Linked DNA regions of Mus musculus: region 2 is linked to region 1. The links are chromatin loops, found by intact Hi-C in ENCODE. Cell type or tissue: heart. All regions are shown on one strand.

The links. A loop is a pair of places that touch in the nucleus more often than their neighbours do. Peaks named below come from ENCODE experiments on the same cell type or tissue, not always from the same donor. Only the 100,000 strongest peaks of a DNase experiment are listed, where the experiment ranks them.
Region 2: a loop joins it to region 1, with 5 times the contacts of the local background. A loop is called at or near these places in 4 of 42 quality-filtered maps.

Annotation. Positions count from the first base shown.
Region 1 is chr2:166,783,172-166,791,171 of GRCm38, reverse strand. No RefSeq gene overlaps it. Among named protein-coding and RNA genes, the nearest start is that of Trp53rkb, 6.6 kb to the left of the region's middle. In heart, CTCF peaks have their summits at 4,413 and 6,583 (motif pointing right); a DNase peak (open chromatin) is centred at 4,361; H3K4me3 peaks cover 1,637 bases; H3K27ac peaks cover 1,148 bases; H3K27me3 peaks cover 823 bases.
Region 2 is chr2:165,990,126-165,998,125 of GRCm38, reverse strand. It overlaps Ncoa3 (nuclear receptor coactivator 3), which reads right to left and starts at 5,489. Exons shown (of 23, transcript NM_008679.3): 1 at 5,368-5,489. It overlaps LOC115489489, which reads left to right and starts at 4,345. Exons shown (of 2, transcript XM_030252296.1): 1 at 4,345-5,786. The coding sequence starts at 4,432. The coding sequence ends at 5,523. In heart, CTCF peaks have their summits at 675 (motif pointing left), 3,562 (motif pointing right) and 5,135; DNase peaks (open chromatin) are centred at 4,335, 4,865 and 5,515; H3K4me3 peaks cover 2,441 bases; H3K27ac peaks cover 1,615 bases.

The DNA.
Region 1 (8,000 bases):
TATAGACACATAGATGACTTCTTAATTCTTAATGATGATCCTGAAAGAATTCCTAAAATTATATCAGTGATTATTAACATCTTTTACAATAGGACTGCTATTAAGTTCTCTCTGATAATCAAAACTTCAATGAGAACTCTACCAGTCTTGAGTTAATTGCTTCTGAGATAGCAAACACTCATCTACAACTCAGAGCACATTCTAAGAGGTTGTAAAACAATTAACCAAAGGTCATAAAAAGGAAACTAATGATTTACTATAGGTGCAAGGACAGAAGATAAAATATTGACTGGAGCCGGGCAATGGTGGCACACACCTTTAATCCCAGCACTTGGGAGACAGAGGCAGGCGGATTTCTGAGTTCGAGGTCAGCCTGGTCTACAGAGTGAGTTCCAGGACAGCCAGGGCTACACAAAGAAACTCTGTCTCAAAAAAAAAATATATATATATATATATTGACTGGGTTTATCCATATGTAACTTACTAATTCACAAAAAATAACCTGCAGAGCTAGTGACAGATGATGAATGTTAATGGTCATGCATGTAAAATTTCTCTGTTGTAAACTTCTTATTCAATTTATGATTTGAATTTATGTGCAAACTTGTGATGAACTTTTTACCATGTGATCATGTATTCTGAAAAATGGATAAATGCTGAGGACAAAGAGAGACAGGATCCCCTTTTCCTTAGAGAAATGAAAATTTTTTTAGAGAGAAGAACCTTTTAGAAGGACTTTCTTAGAGAACTTTTATAGAAAACTTTTTAGAGAGAACTTAGAAATAAAGATTAAAATCACTTTTCAAAGTGTCCCCCTTCTCTTCCTGCAACTTCACCTAGCAAGCGGGAAGATAGAGCCTTGCAGTTCCTTAGTGATAGAACAAAGGCCAGTTTACTTAATCCCCTGCTGTTCTAGGATAAGGTTTCTGGCCTCAGGAACTCAGGCAGTCAGCTACAGCAGCAAAGTGACTTAGATTTAAGACAGATAAACATCTTATTATTAAACTGTAACCCAACCTTAAATATCTCACAAGACCAAGTCTTGCACCTGCTGATGGTCTTCCAGCTCTGCTACCTCAAGAGAGAATCAAGATAAAATAAGAATTGCCAACCTGGCCCCTGGCACATAAAATAAAAAACATACACAGTCACACAGAATCACAACACACACATAAACACAACACACACAATCACAAAACTTACAAACGAGAAACACACAAACACATGCATAAATACAACAAATGAAAACTACATACAAACACACAAATATGTAAACACAAATTAACACAAAACACAAGCACGCACAGAAACACAGAAATACATAGACACCAACACAGGCATACAGTAATATACTAACACAAAAATCAAACACACATATACACCATCATATACAGAAACACAAACAAAAAAGCATTCATACAATCACAGACACAAAAATACATACAGGCAGACACACACAAACAGACAAAGGCTCCACAAAAATATTCACAAACACATAGAAAACATAGAACATTCAAATTCAAAACACACACTCACAAACAACACAAACACACAGAGAAAGCACACAAGCACATTCATCATACACATTAACACATACACAAATACACAAGACAGCCGGGCAGTGGTGGCGCACGCCTTTAATCCCAGAACTTGGGAGGTAGAGGCAGGTGGATTTTAAGTTCGAGGACAGCCTGGTCTACAGAGTGAGTTCCAGGACAGCCAGAGCTATACAGAGAAGCCCTGTCTCAAAAAAACAAACCAAAAAAAAAAAAAAAAAAAAAAAAAAAAAACCCAAATACACAAGACAGTCATATACTCATAAACACAAACATAGATATTCCCAAGAATACATAGAAATATATACAAACACAAAATACAAGGTCCAACACACATAAATTCCCATGCAAAGAAACACATACACACAGAACACACAGATATATTTATATACAAGAACATATACTTGGCAAGTGGAAGCTCTCCAGCTCTCCTTGTTGTAAACTTGGTTTAATGCTTGCATTATTGGTTCCCAAAATTGCATGAGAATATTCCATGTAAGGTGCTAAGTGCCTCTGCCCCAACTCGGCTTTGGTTGGCAAATAAATTTACTGGTGGTCAATAGCTGGGCAGGGAGACAGAGGCGGGACTTCAGGATTAGAGGACAAGGGCACCTAGGAAGAAGGAGAATCACCATTGTCAGGAGAGAAAGAAGATCCAGGCTTGAGAGCTGCAGAAGGGAAAGCATACAATCATGTCAGAGCTGGAGGAGAGGGACCCCAGCACCCACCACCCCCAACTGGCCCTAAGGTAGCAAAGGTGGAATATAGATTTTAATAAGTAATAACTCAGGAGTTTTGGAGGGGAGGTGTTAGCAGTGTAGAAATTGGGGAGTGGCCTAACCATTAAGCTGATTGAGATGTTAAATATAAGGCTTTCTCTCTCTCTCTCTCTCTCTGTGTGTGTGTGTGTGTGTGTGTGTGTGTGTGTCTGTCTGTCTGTCTGTCTGTCTTTCTTTCGTTTGAGAATCCAAAGCATTGGGGCCGGTAGCGAGGAATGTGCGCAGCTGCCGCTGCCAGGGAGAGAGCCCATGTTAATCAACTACAGCTACAGTCCCCAGTTCAAGTAAATTGTGTAAATTAAACTCAAAGGTGCCTCCTACTTATAGCTGGTATTCCATGAACAGCACAAAAAAAATGGGGTGAGTGTGAAAATTCGTCCACTCTGATCAGTTTAGCAGAGGCTTGCTCATGCCCCTGGTGGAAGGAGGAGTTTTGAAATACACCTTAATTCTTTTTTTTTTTTTTTTTTTTTTTTTTTTTTGGTTTTTTCGAGACAGGGTTTCTCTGTGTAGCCCTTGCTGTCCTGGAGCTCACTTTGTAGACCAGGCTGGCCTCGAATTCAGAAATCCGCCTGCCTCTGCCTCCCGAGTGCTGGGATTAAAGGCGTGCACCACCACGCCGGGCATACACCTTAATTCTTTAACTTTTGACTCCACCTGTCCTGCTGGAATATTTGTCTGATACTTAGGTCCAAACTGATTGCCAAGAGACTGCTCTTTAGATGATTTGGCTTTTTCACACAAATGTGTTTTGAAATTATATTTTGACCCAGGTGTGGTGATACATGCCTTTATTATCAGCACTTTAATATCAGAGGCAGGTGGATAATCTGTGAGTTTCAAGGCCAGCTTGATCTATAGAGGGAGTTCCAGGATAGCCAGGGCTACACAAAGAGACTCTGTCTCTAAAAACAAACAAACAAAAATTAAGGTATATTTTATTTATATGTGTGTTTGGCAAATGTATAATTGTGTACCTCATGGGTGCCTGGTGCCAGTGAAGGTCAAATAAAGAAACAGTTATGAGTTCCCTGGTAGCAGAACTGGAGCTATGGACCACTGTGAGCCAACATATGGGCACTGGGAATCAAACCCTGGACCTCTGGAAGAATAACAAGTGCTCTTAACCACGGAGCCATCTCTCCATCACCTTCCATCTTGCTTTTTTGAGATAGGCTTTCTCACTGAACTTCAGTGAGCCCCAGGGATCATGTCATCTCTGCTTACTCCTAACCCCAAGGGCGCCTCCGTGACTGTTGGAGATCTGGACTCACTGAACCATGTCCCCAGCCCCCTTGCAGCAGCTTTTGCCTCTCTCTCTCTCTCTCTCTCTCTCTCTCTCTCTCTCTCTCTCTCTCTCTCTCTCTCTTACTCCCTCCCTCCTTCCCTCTCTCTCCCCCACTGGATTTGGCCCTATAAAGTTGTCAGATTCTTCTAGATTTAGGTTCCGATGCTACCATTCAGCTCTTCAGGTTTGACAGTCGGGAAAGGTAGTCACTGAGATTTCCCCAAATTCTCCCTATATCATGTTGCTCCTGTCGGGTTCTCTTCTTTTGTAATAGCTGAGACACTTTTTTGGGGGGGGGGGTGGCGGAGGCAAGAACACTACCTAGTGTTCTTCTGCTTTTCATCATGTCAGGAGACATGGGGTGACAGTTTGTGCCACTTCTGGCGGCACCAGTTTCCCCCACTGTATCGCAAGCTGTTCTCTGATGTAAACCGTGATACTTGGGGTCTGAATGCCTTGTGACCCAATGCCCTTTCAAACCAGTGACTTAGGGCTCCTGACCTCGGGCCTCAGTTTGCTCGTCTAAAAAGTATTGACGCTGCCGCCTCAGCTACTAGTCTTGAGAAACGGTGTTTGGCCCACAATGAACACGCCATAGATGTCAGGACTCCAGGATGGAGACAAGCATGGGGGGAAAACTATGCTCTCTTTAGCTCCGGGGAGGAGAAAGCCTCTTAGGCAGTGTGACCACGCCCCTGTCGCACGCACGGCCTCCTGGGACCCGTAGTGCTGGGCGTGGCCTTGGAACTACAAATCCCAGCGATCCCCCGCGTCGCCACTCAGCTCCTCAGAGCACTGGTGGCCCACCAAGATGCCCGGGCTTAGTCGGTGTCGGTATCCCGGACCGAGTCCGGGTCGATAGCCCGGAGGGAGCAGCTAGTTTCCTCTTGGGAGCCGCGCTGAGGAAGGTTTCGCGACCAGCAGGAACAGGAGGATGCAGGGGTTTGAGATCTGTGTGGGGTGGATGTGGGTTCTCCAGTGTGTACAGGCTTGATGTTGAGAGAGAGGTCTGTCCTCTGCGAGTGGATGCTGTGTCTGTGGTCTGTGCCAAGTGAATATGGAATGTGTGAAGTGGATGCAGGGTCTGTGGCGAGTGTTGGGTGAGTGCGCGGTGGATGCGGCGTATGGGGCGGAGGCGATGTGTGTGGTATGGAGACTTTGCGGAGGAAGAGTTTGAGGCAGGTGCGGGGTGGAAGCGAATCTGCATTTCTGTATGGAATGAGTGCAGGGTAGATTCGGGGTCTGCCCTGCATGCGTGGTGGGTACAGTTTCTGCCGTCAGGTATCACCTCTCACCGTGGTCTCTTTCATTCCCCAATCGTCAGTCTTGCTTCATTCGTTGATTCTATTTACAAGAGTTTTAAATGAATCGAGTCCGCACAGCCTGTGAGAGAAGCACAGGCCAGTGCTACTTCCTAGGCAGCTTGGTGGTAACTTTCTCTTTTGTCCTTTGGGTGAGAAAACTGATCGGAACAGCACCCTAACGACCATACCTGTTCTGTGCCAGGGCATGCTAACCACTCTGATAACTAATCAAGGAGTAAAAGACATCGGTGGTCATGGAAAAGAAGTTATCAGAAATTGGTGAGATGGCTAAGCAGGTAAAGGCGATTGCACCAAGCCTGGTCACCTGAGTTCCATCCCTGAGACTCAGATGGTGGAAGGAGGAGAAATGATAGATGCAAGTTGTCCCTAAGTGTCACCTCCCTGAGTAGATAAGTAAACGTAATTTAAAATATTTTAAAGTGCAAGACAGGGGCTGGAGAGATAGCTCAGTGGTTGAGAGCACATTCTGTTCTTCCAGAGGACCCGAGTTTCTAGCATCCACGTTGTGCCACTCACAATGGCTTGCAAACTCAGGTCCACAGGATTTGCTGCCTCAAATCTCCACAGCGCCTGCACTCATATGCACATACCTACACATAATACATACTTTAAAATAACAAAAATATGTCCTTTTTTTTTTAAATCACAAAGTCTCTGAAATGTTCTTTTTAAAAAAGAGTTCAGGTTTACTACACGGGAAGATTGAAGTCAGCTGGTGCTGGAGACCCTGTCAGCAAGCTGAGGTCCATCAATGGTCTTTGCTTCCTGACTGTGGTACTGTGATCAACCAGCTCAGCGCCCATTCCAGCTCTCATAGGCAGAGCTGATCTTTTTTTTCCCCTCTCCCTCTTGCTCCGGCCCGCCCGCCCGGCTTGCTCTGCACCACCCCACACCACCCCACCCCCGCCCTCATTCTGGCTTGCTCACTGGCAGAGCTGATCTCTCCCCCCCCCGCCCCCCTTTAACCCCCCTCCTCCGGCCAGCTTGCTCTGCACCCCCCCATGTCCCCTCGCTCCAGCCTGCTCTCTGGCAGAGCTGATCTTCCCTTCACCCTTGCTCCAGCCCGACTCGCCCGCCCCCGCCTCCCAGGCCCCCTTGCCCCCGCCTGCTCACTGGCAGGGCTGATCTTGCTGCCATGCTTTGCTCACTGGTGGGGTGCACACTTAAAATAAGCCTCGGGCGGCTTTCACACAGCAATGAAAACTATTGATACAAATTTGTGTTTTTTATTCTCCCCTCCCTTTTTGTTTTATTACTGTTCTTTCTACTTACCTTTACGCATGTATGTCTGTCTGTCTGTGTGTGTGTGTGTGTGTGTGTGTGTGTGTGTGTGTGTGTGTGTCAAGTGCCTGTGGAGGACAGAGATGCCAGATCCTCCTGGGACTGGGAGATGCCCGACAAGAGTGTGGGGAACAGAACTTAGGTCTTCTGGAAGAGCAGTATGCACTCTTAACTCTGGAGCCAGCTCTCTGGCCTCCACTTTCCTCCTTCCTGTATGTATCTGTCCTAAACTGAGTAAGAATTTCAGATAAATGACAACTACATTTGGTTAATACTAGTATGTGTTATGGTTTAGAAATACAATGTCGTCGTCGTCCCCCCCACAGACTCATGTGTTCTAACACTTAGTCTCCAGTTGGTGGCGCTGTCCTGAGAGGTTGTGGCACTCCTAGAACTGTGGCCTAGCTAATGGAAGTCAGTGTAGTACAGCCAAGCTCTGCTTCCCAATGCTCAAGGATCAGACTGGCCGCTCCCACCGTGCTGCTCTGCTGCTACACCCAACTGGGTGCTTCCCCACCATGGCAGACTGTATCCCTGAAACCATGTGCCAAAATAAATCTTTCCTCCCTTTAGATCCGCTCAGTGATTTGGTCACAGCCACAAAAAAACAACTAACACACTGCCCATGCAGTGATGGATATGTAGTTATCTAGAAATGGTTTGCTGTTTCCTGAAATTAAAATACAGCTAGCACTGTTCCCAGGCCCCTCTGTCCTGCAGCCACACTGCAGCTGAAAGACTCCGAGAGGAGCCCCTTGCTCAGGCCTCAGGACAATAGCGAACACCCAAGAACTCACGATAAAAAGCTTGATGTAAACCACATGAGGCTTTATTCGGGGAAAGCCAGAGCTCTGGGGCGACTCATATCCCACGCAGGGGTAGAGGAGTCGACCTCGAGGGGAAAGAGGTCCCAGTTTTTATAGGCCCTCAGGAGAGAAAGGGGGGGGGAGGAGGGGATTTCCAGATCTAAACAATGTCTATTCTCAAGAAATGGGTATGGGAGGGGTACAAGGAAAGAGTCTGGTGCAGGTGTAGCAACTCAGGATTGGCCGGGCTGTGGTTGCTGGGGAGATTTTCTGACTCTTCCCCAGCAACCAATATCACAAACACTTGGCAATGGGCTTCATCAGTGGGCACACACATGGGTTCAAGGAACGGTCAAAACATTGGCAGACACACAGGTTCAAGAAGTGGCCAGAGCATTGTGCACCTCTATTTTTCTAAACCAGTGAAGCTAGTTCTGCTAACAGTGACATCTATCTTGCCAATTTCAGGGCTTCTGTGACCTTTTACATTCTGTCAGGATCTTTCACAGCCATGAGTCCTAGCACTGAAACACAAGTTATTGTCACAGCACAGGCACCCAGGTCTCTGGGGTTCTGGAAAACCAAGCAGGGGCTGGAGAGATGGATCAGTGGGTAAGAGCACTGACTGCTTTTCAGAAGGCCCCGAGTTCAAATCCCAGAAAACACATGGTGGCTCACCGCCCCCCCCTTCCCATAATGATGCCTGACGTCCTCTTCTGACATGTCTGAAGACAGCTTTAGTGTACTTTTTTTTTATAAAGATTTCTTTCTCTCTCTTTCTTTCTCTTCCTTTCTTTCTTTCTTTCTTTCTTTCTTTCTTTCTTTCTTTCTTTCTTTCTTTCTTTCTTTCTTTCTTTCATTATATGTGAGTACACTGTAGCTGTCTTCAGACACCCCAGAAGAGGGCATCTTTCTTTCTTTCTTTCTTTCTTTCTTTCTTTCTTTCTTTCTTTCTTTCTTTCTTT
Region 2 (8,000 bases), 790 kb after region 1:
GTCCATGCCAGCCTGGTCTACACAGTGAGTTACAGGCCAGCCAGGAATACAGTAAGATCTGTTCTCAGGGAGAAAAAAAAAAAAATGCAAATAAAAACATGGATCATGCCCGGCGTGGTGGCACACGCCTTTAATTCCAGCACTTGGGAGGCAGAGGCAGGGGGATCTGATTTCAAGGCCAGCCTGGTCTACCTTGCAAGGTTGATGAAATCGGGGGGTACATAGAGAAAAGAAACCCTGTTTTAAGCCCCAGCCACTCCCCCCCAAAAAAGAAAAAAAAAGGTTCAAGACCAGCCTGACCTACAGGAGTTCCAGGCCAACCAGGAACTGTTTTTTGAGACACAAAAAAAAAAAAAAAACCACAAAAACAATTTTTAAAAAGGAACTTGGGCCAGGCGGTGGTAGAGCACGCCTTTAATCCCAGCACTTGGGGGGCAGAAGCAAGCAGATTTCTGAGTTCCAGGCCAGCCTGGTCTACAAAGTGAGTTCAAGGACAGCCAGGGCTACACAGAGAAACCCTGTCTCAAAAACAAAAACAAACAAACAAACAAAAAGAATGCATTCATGGGGCTAGAGAGATGGCACATCGGTTAAGAGCATGGCTGCTCTTCCAGGTCCTGAGTTCCAGTCCCAGCACCCACACGGCAGCTCACGGCCATCTATAAAGGGAACTGACGCCCTCTTCTGGCATGCAAGTGTACATGTAGCAGAGCACTCATACATAAAATAAATTAAAAAAAAAAAAAAAAAAAACAAATATTCTTTTTAAAGGGCATTAGTGGGGGCTGGAGACATGGCTCAGTGGTGAAGAGCACTGACTGCTCCTCCAGAGGTCCCGAATTCAATTCCCAGCAACCACATGGTGGCTCACAACTATCTGTAATGGGATCTGAAGCCTTCTTCTGGTGTGTGAAGACAGCTACAGTGTACTCACATACATAAAATAAATAAATAAATATTTTAAAAAAAAAAAGGCGTTAGTGCTAGACCACACACACAAAATAGGGGAAGGACCTGCAGAACCAAGTTGGAAGCTACTCTGGTCTATATCATAAGGGAAAAAAAAAGATAATGAAGGCCTTAATGGGCTGGAGATTCAGTTCAGTTACAAAACACTTGCCAAGCATGCATGAGGCCTTACCTTGGGGCTCAATCCCAGCACCCAAGAAGAAAATAAGATGTTGTAAGTAATCACTTCAAACAAGTATTTTCTTCACACACTGCCCAGAGAGAGGATCCCGGGCCTCAGAGTGCACTCCCTCCTTAATAAATGAGTTCATATTTACTAAGAGGGTGGAGGTGCCCTACAGAATTTTTATACCAGGGAAAATGCATCCTAAAGTCACTTTCGAAGCATAATGAAATTAGCTAGGGGTGTGAATCAGCACACATTTAAAAAAAATAGCTCAGGGGATAAGAGCACTGGCTGCTCTTGCAGGGGATTCGGGAATCCAAGCAACCACATGATAGCTCACAACTGTCCATAACTCGAGTCCCAGGGGATTGAAAGCCTCCTCAGGCACGAAGCACACATATGCGCAGACATGTATGCAGGCAAACACTTATACACATAAAATATAAATTAAAAATTTTTGTTAAAGTCAGAAAATATTTAATATAATCCCTGATAACCTAGCATTACTATCATGCTGGGGTTTTTTCTAAGATTATTTCCTAATGTATGTGTGCCTACATGAGTTCTATGTCCTCCACATATACGCAAGAGACTGTGGAAGCCAGAAGAGAGCATGAACTGAGACAGCCAGAACTGAAGTTACAGATGGGTGAGCAGCCTCGTGGGTGCTGGCAAGGGAACCAAAGTCCTCCTGAAAACCAGTAAGGTCTCGTAACCACTCAGTAACTGTAATGAACTGTTAGTATTTTTTAAATATTACTTATTTTTATTTTATGTATATGACTGTTCACTATATGTATGTATGTGCAGCGTGTACAGAAGCCTGGGGAAGACATAAGGGCACTGGATGCCACAGAGCTTATTAAGTTTGAATAGGTTGTGACCATGTGGGGACTAAGAACCAAACCTGGGTCCTATGAGAAGCTGCATGGGCTCTTACCCCCGGGGCCATCTCTCCAACTCCTCTGGAGTAATTTTTAAAATCATTCTAGCAAAACAAAGTGGAACAAGCCTTCATTCTCACTTGAGAAACTGAAACAGGAGGCTGAGTTCAATTGAGGCCAACCTAGCTGCTAAACTAATTAACTTCATGATTCAGAGGCTTACAAAAGGTAATAAATAATCCTGAGGTGTCATAAGTCTCTAATCCCAGCATCTGAAGGGCGAGGCAGGAAGATCACGAGTTCAAGACCAACCAGAAATATAAGCTCCGGGTTCCACACGGGCCTGAGCATCTCAAAACACCAAAGACGGGATGGAGAGATGCCGGGTTCCACACGGGCCTGAGCATCTCAAAACACCAAAGACGGGATGGAGAGATGGTGGCGTAGTGGTTTAAAGCACTTGCTACACTTTCAGAGGACCAGGGTTCGAATATCAGCATGTACATGGCAGCTCACTATTTGTAACTGAATTCCAAGGAATCTAACATTCTCTCCTGGCCTCCACAGACACAAGGCACAGGCAAGATGCGGTGTACCAACCAACATACACACAGGCAAAACACACATACATGTAAATTTGGGGAACTGGCTATATAGTTCAGTGGTTAGGAGCACTGGCTGTGCCTACAGAGCACCTCGGTTTGATTCCCAACACCCTCATGATGGCTTTTGTTTGTTTTGCTTTTATTTTTTTTGAAACAGGGTTTCTCTGTATAGCACTGGCTATCATTCTGTAGACCAGGCCGGCTTCAGAGATACATCTATTTCTGCCACCAGAATCCTGAGATTAAAGGCATACAACATTATGTATGCCCTACTCACAAAGCATCCTTAAATTCAGTTCCAGGGATCTGACAGAAGGGATTCTCTTCTGACCTTTTAAGCAATAAGGATGCACATGATGCTCAGACATACATATAGACAAAATACTCACACACATAAAAATAAAATAATCTTTAAAAAAGACAATCTTGATTATATGCTGAAGTTTGTGTTTTGAAGTCCTCTTTAAAGGGTGTTTTCTGATGAAAATGTCCTCCGTAACTGCTTACAATTAGAGCTGCCCCTTTTGCCTACAATCCCCAGCTATAAAATGTACTTCCTTCTATATGCTGAAAGCTAGCATGTGCCTTTTTGTTTTTTAATGCTGATTGGACAATTAAGTCTTTTCTATCAACATATAAAATACTCTATAATTTGGGATCACAGGCAGTTTAGATTACTGCTCATTTAAATTCAGAACCTGAAGCTACCTCCAGCAACACAGGAGCTACAGTGGTCGGTATCACTTTACATGTTACAAACAGAGGCTTCATCTTACAATGAAGCCTCAGGGTTCTACATCCCACAGACTATTATTTCTTTAAGGGTTTTAATACAGCAAACAGCAGTAGCACTAAATTCAACAGCCTAACAACTATTGAGATTTTTTAAATTCATGTCAATCAGTGCACTAGGTGGATGCCTGATGTCCACAGAGGCCAGAAGAGGGCGACCGATCCCCTGGAACTGGAGCCATAGATGGTTGCTGGATGCTGCGGGTCAATACCAGGTCCTCTAGTAGAGCAGTAACCAATGTTCTTAAAGCTCTGAGCCATCTCTCCAGCTCCTGCAAGTTTAAAATAGCAAAAAAAGAAAACACTACCCCTCCCCAGCCCCCGTTCCTGCTCTCAGTATATACCAGCTGGGGTTTGTTTCTAATGAAAATACTTTAGTCTTTAGTTCCAAAGCCAAACTTACTGCAAGAAATGCTAACAGTCATTGCCACAGACAGGGTTTCTAGTGGAAGAGATTCCTTTTTCAGTATTTTCAGACCTTTTCAGTTGGGTATCCGATGTGGAAAAAACCTATTCTGAATACTTGATAACCATTTAAGGTTTTAAAAGAACAAACGGCTCACAAACTCAGAGGTTTGCACTGCCCTGTTAGTCCACAGCCGTATCTGCTGAAGATCTGAATGCATGCACCCTTAGCTCCAGCAACTCATTTCTGCAACAACCTGCAGGAACAAATGCTGAGGCTTTGGCGCAGCAGAGATCTGTCAACCAAGCCGAGGGTCCCCGACATTTAAATCTCAGTCCAGAAACCCTGATACAGGACCTCTCATCTTATTCGTCCACCTAGCCCTTCAGCAGACAGGGGACTGACTCGCCTTCCTGGTTTTTAACCTCACAAGCTTAATTACAAAAACAAGTTGGCTTTGAAGCGCTACTCAGAAACTGCAACCAAAAAAAAAAAAAAAGGAAGTCTTCGCATTTGGGAGGGGGAAAAAGTTTCTCGACTTAAAGACACTTTCCAACCTTCCAGTGTCATACAGTGTGGAGTCCTAGGCTCCTGCTCCGCGGGCCTACGATGCTCTGGCCTCTCCGAGCTGCTCTCCTGCTTAACTTTTCCACCCTAGCCACCCTCAAGCTGCCTAGGGAAGTAGCACTGCCTCCCACTTCATTTAAACTACTGCAAACAGAATCAATGAACGAACCTAGACTGGGAATTTCAGAAGATGAAAGCGACCTCGATGATAGCCGACACAAGACGGCAGAGCCCCTATCCACGCCGCACAGAGAGGGAGAGACCCCACACTCATCCCATACAGACGGCCGACCCTGCATCCACGCTACACACACCTCGGACTCCTCATCCGCCAAGCATCCACCCTGGAGACATCGCGGACCCCGCATCCACCCGGTCCTCGCCCCGCACAGACCGCAGACCTTGCACTCACCCCTCGCACCTCCACTCACCCGGCACACACCAGCACACACCTCGCACACCGCACTCAGCTCCCTCGCCCAGCATCCACCCTGCAGACCCCCACACGCAGCCTGCATCCACCCCACACACCTGGCGGACTCCGGGGCCACCCAACACACCTGGCACAACCCGCAGACCCCCACATCCATGCCACACACCCCGCACACGCCACAGACCCCACTCTCACCCCGCACACACCCCGCGGGCACCGCACACTCCGTGTCCGCCGCGCCCGCTCGCAGCGGAGCCGCAGCTTCGGCCGGAGGAGCCGCCCGTGTCCGCTCCGCCGGGCGGCGCCGGCGGGAAGAGGAGACTCGGCTGAGCTTCTCCGACCCGAGATTCGGCGGGGGGAGCCCCAGCGGCAAGCAGAGGCCGCGGCCGCGAACTCCTCGCGACCCTGCACGGGCCCCGGAGCCCAGCGCCGCCCGCGCGATCCCTGTCGCCTGCGCCGCGCGTTACTGGCGACCCCAGGACCCCCGCCTCAGGCCATGCCGCCGGCCTCGCCCGCCGCTCGCCACTGCCTTTCTCTCCACTCACCGCTCGCCGCCATCTTCCCCAACGCTGTTCTCGATCGGAAACTCACAGCTCAGCCCCGGCCGCCGACACCGACTCCGCCGAGGCCGCCGCCGGCGCTCTGAGGAGCTGAGGCAGCCGCCGCTGAAGCCGCGGCGCGGGGGCCGCCGGGATTTGTAGTCCCGCGGCCACGCCCAGCACTACGGGTCCCAGGGGGCCGTGCGCGAGGCAGGGGGCGTGGCCGCGAGGCCTGGGTTCCCCTCAGCTCACCCAGCCGCTGGAGGTGAAGAGGACGTTCTGGGTTCGTTTTCCCGTTTGCCTGTCTCCATCCTGGAATTCCTGACTTCAATGGAGTGTTCATTGTGCGCCAAGCACCGTCCCACAAGACCAGTAGCTGAGGGGGCGTTGTCCTTACTTTTCAGAGGAGCAAACTGAGGCCCGAGGTCAGGAGCCCTGCTAAGTCACTGACTTGAAAAGGTTTCGGGCCTTGCGGTGATGGCACACGCCTTTAATCCCAGCACTCAGGAGGCAGAGGCAGGCGGATTTCTGAGTTCGAGGCCAGCCTGATCTACAAAGTGAGTTCCAGGACAGCCAGGGCTATACAGAAACCCTGTCTCGAAGGAAAAAAAAAGGTTTTGGCTCACAAGGTGTTGGTCCTCAGGTTTGGTCTCTGCGTATTGTGATTTAAACCAGAGAACAGCTTGCTTTACAGTGGGAATTACTGAGAGACAGCACCTTAACCAAGAACATCTTAAACTCGGTGCCACCAAAGGTGACTCAAACTGTCACGCCATGTCCCCGATAGGATGCAGTGCAGAAAGCAGAAAACTACCAAGTTAAGTGACCTGAATCTAACGGAATAGGAAAATAAATAAATAAATAATTTTTTAAAAAATTAAAGCGCAGAATGTGCAGCATTCTACAGAACCAGCCTCTCCTCCAAGAAAACCGATGGTAGCAAGTGAAGGCAATCCCAGTGACCCCATGGCTCCGGGGCAGAAACAGAAGAAACAAAAACTCAAAGTCCTCCTTCAAAGCAGGGATTTAAAGCCAAGTTGGGGATGGGGGTGAGGGGAGTCTGACCAAAATAAATAAGGCCAAAGTTAAATTCAATAAATGTAGGCCAGGCTAGACTCCAGTTTAGAAACCTGGCTGCCTCTGCCTCCCTAGTGCTGGATTAAAGGCATGCACTAGCAACCCCGGTTTATGGATAGTTCTTAGGTAAAAAGAACTTGTAAAGGAATTTGGAGTTAATGGGAAAAAATAGAGGACGTCTTGGGACACAACTGTATAAAATGTCTTCAGTGTGAATAAGACTAACCCTATCCTGAGGTTCTGCTGTCACCTCAAGGATTTCCCACCTGCACTACTTTACTGTTCTGCAAGTGTCCACTGTTTACCCTTGGAGTTATTCCCACAGCAGCCAAGTCCCAAACCTGGTGTGGTGGTGCACACCCTTAATCCCTGTACTCAGAAGGCAGAGGCAAGTGGATCTCTGAGTTCCAGGCCATCCAGGGCTACATAGAGAAATCTAATCTTAAAACTAAAAATAGTAATAATAATTCTAAATGTAACAAAAGTACATTAAAATAAATAATTACTGATTCAAGCACAGTACTGTACTAAAATTTTATCCATATTCAGACATATACATAATCTTTATATATGTATATGTTGAGAGCATAACAGATATGAACAGTAAAAAAATAATTCAATTGTTTCAGTAAAAGATCCAAAAAGAAGGCAGACATGCCGCTGCTTTGGGTGGGGTAAGCAGGTGACCCTGCAACAGCATCTGGCCGGTGCTAGAGCCAAAATTTAAAGTAGCTGATTGACTTGCTCAGGTAGATAATCAGCGAAGATGCTGCCTTCATCCTTCATCCTTCCCTGTTTGCCCAGACCACTCCTCCATGAAGGGATTGACTTGTGTCCCTTCTTCGAATTAGGCTTGGTTCTAAGACTGTTGCCCCAAGGAAACACAAGTCACAGGCCTAGAGCTTGAGAATGCTGCCAGCTCCTACTTCCTCCTTCCTGGCCCCAACTCTAGCTCTATGAGAATCCAGAGGGAAAGGAAGCACCAGTTGACAGAGGCTGAGGTCCCAGGCAAGACCCAACAGCAGCTGCCAGCCCTGCACACAGCCTTCTTGTACGTCCCTGTCCTTTGAGGGCCCCAGTGCTTACATCACCAACAAGATTAGCACCAGAGCTAGGCCTGGTAGGACACACCTGTAATCCTTCCATTTAGGAGGTAAAAGGACAAAGGTTATCCTCCACTATGTCTGAAATCCCAGGCCAGCCTACACATGGTATCCTGCAATCCCAGGACTCAGGAGGCTGAGGCAACAGGATTGTCAAGAGGACGGGGCCAGGCATGCAGGGCCACCCAATAAGAGCCTACTGGAAGGAAGAAAGATGGAGGGAGAAAGGGAGGAAGAGAGAAAAACTAGTTCAAATTCCAAAAAGGAATGTATTCTACTGGCCACATTCCATGTTGTAGATGTAAAGAACAGACCACCAGGGTGACTTTTAAAAACCTAAGGAATACAACTTGTCGATCACTTGACTGAGATGAAATATAAAACCATCACAGAAGGCCAGCACATGGGTCAGCAGATATAGTCCCTTGCCATCAGGCCTGAAGAGTGAGGTCTCAGAAC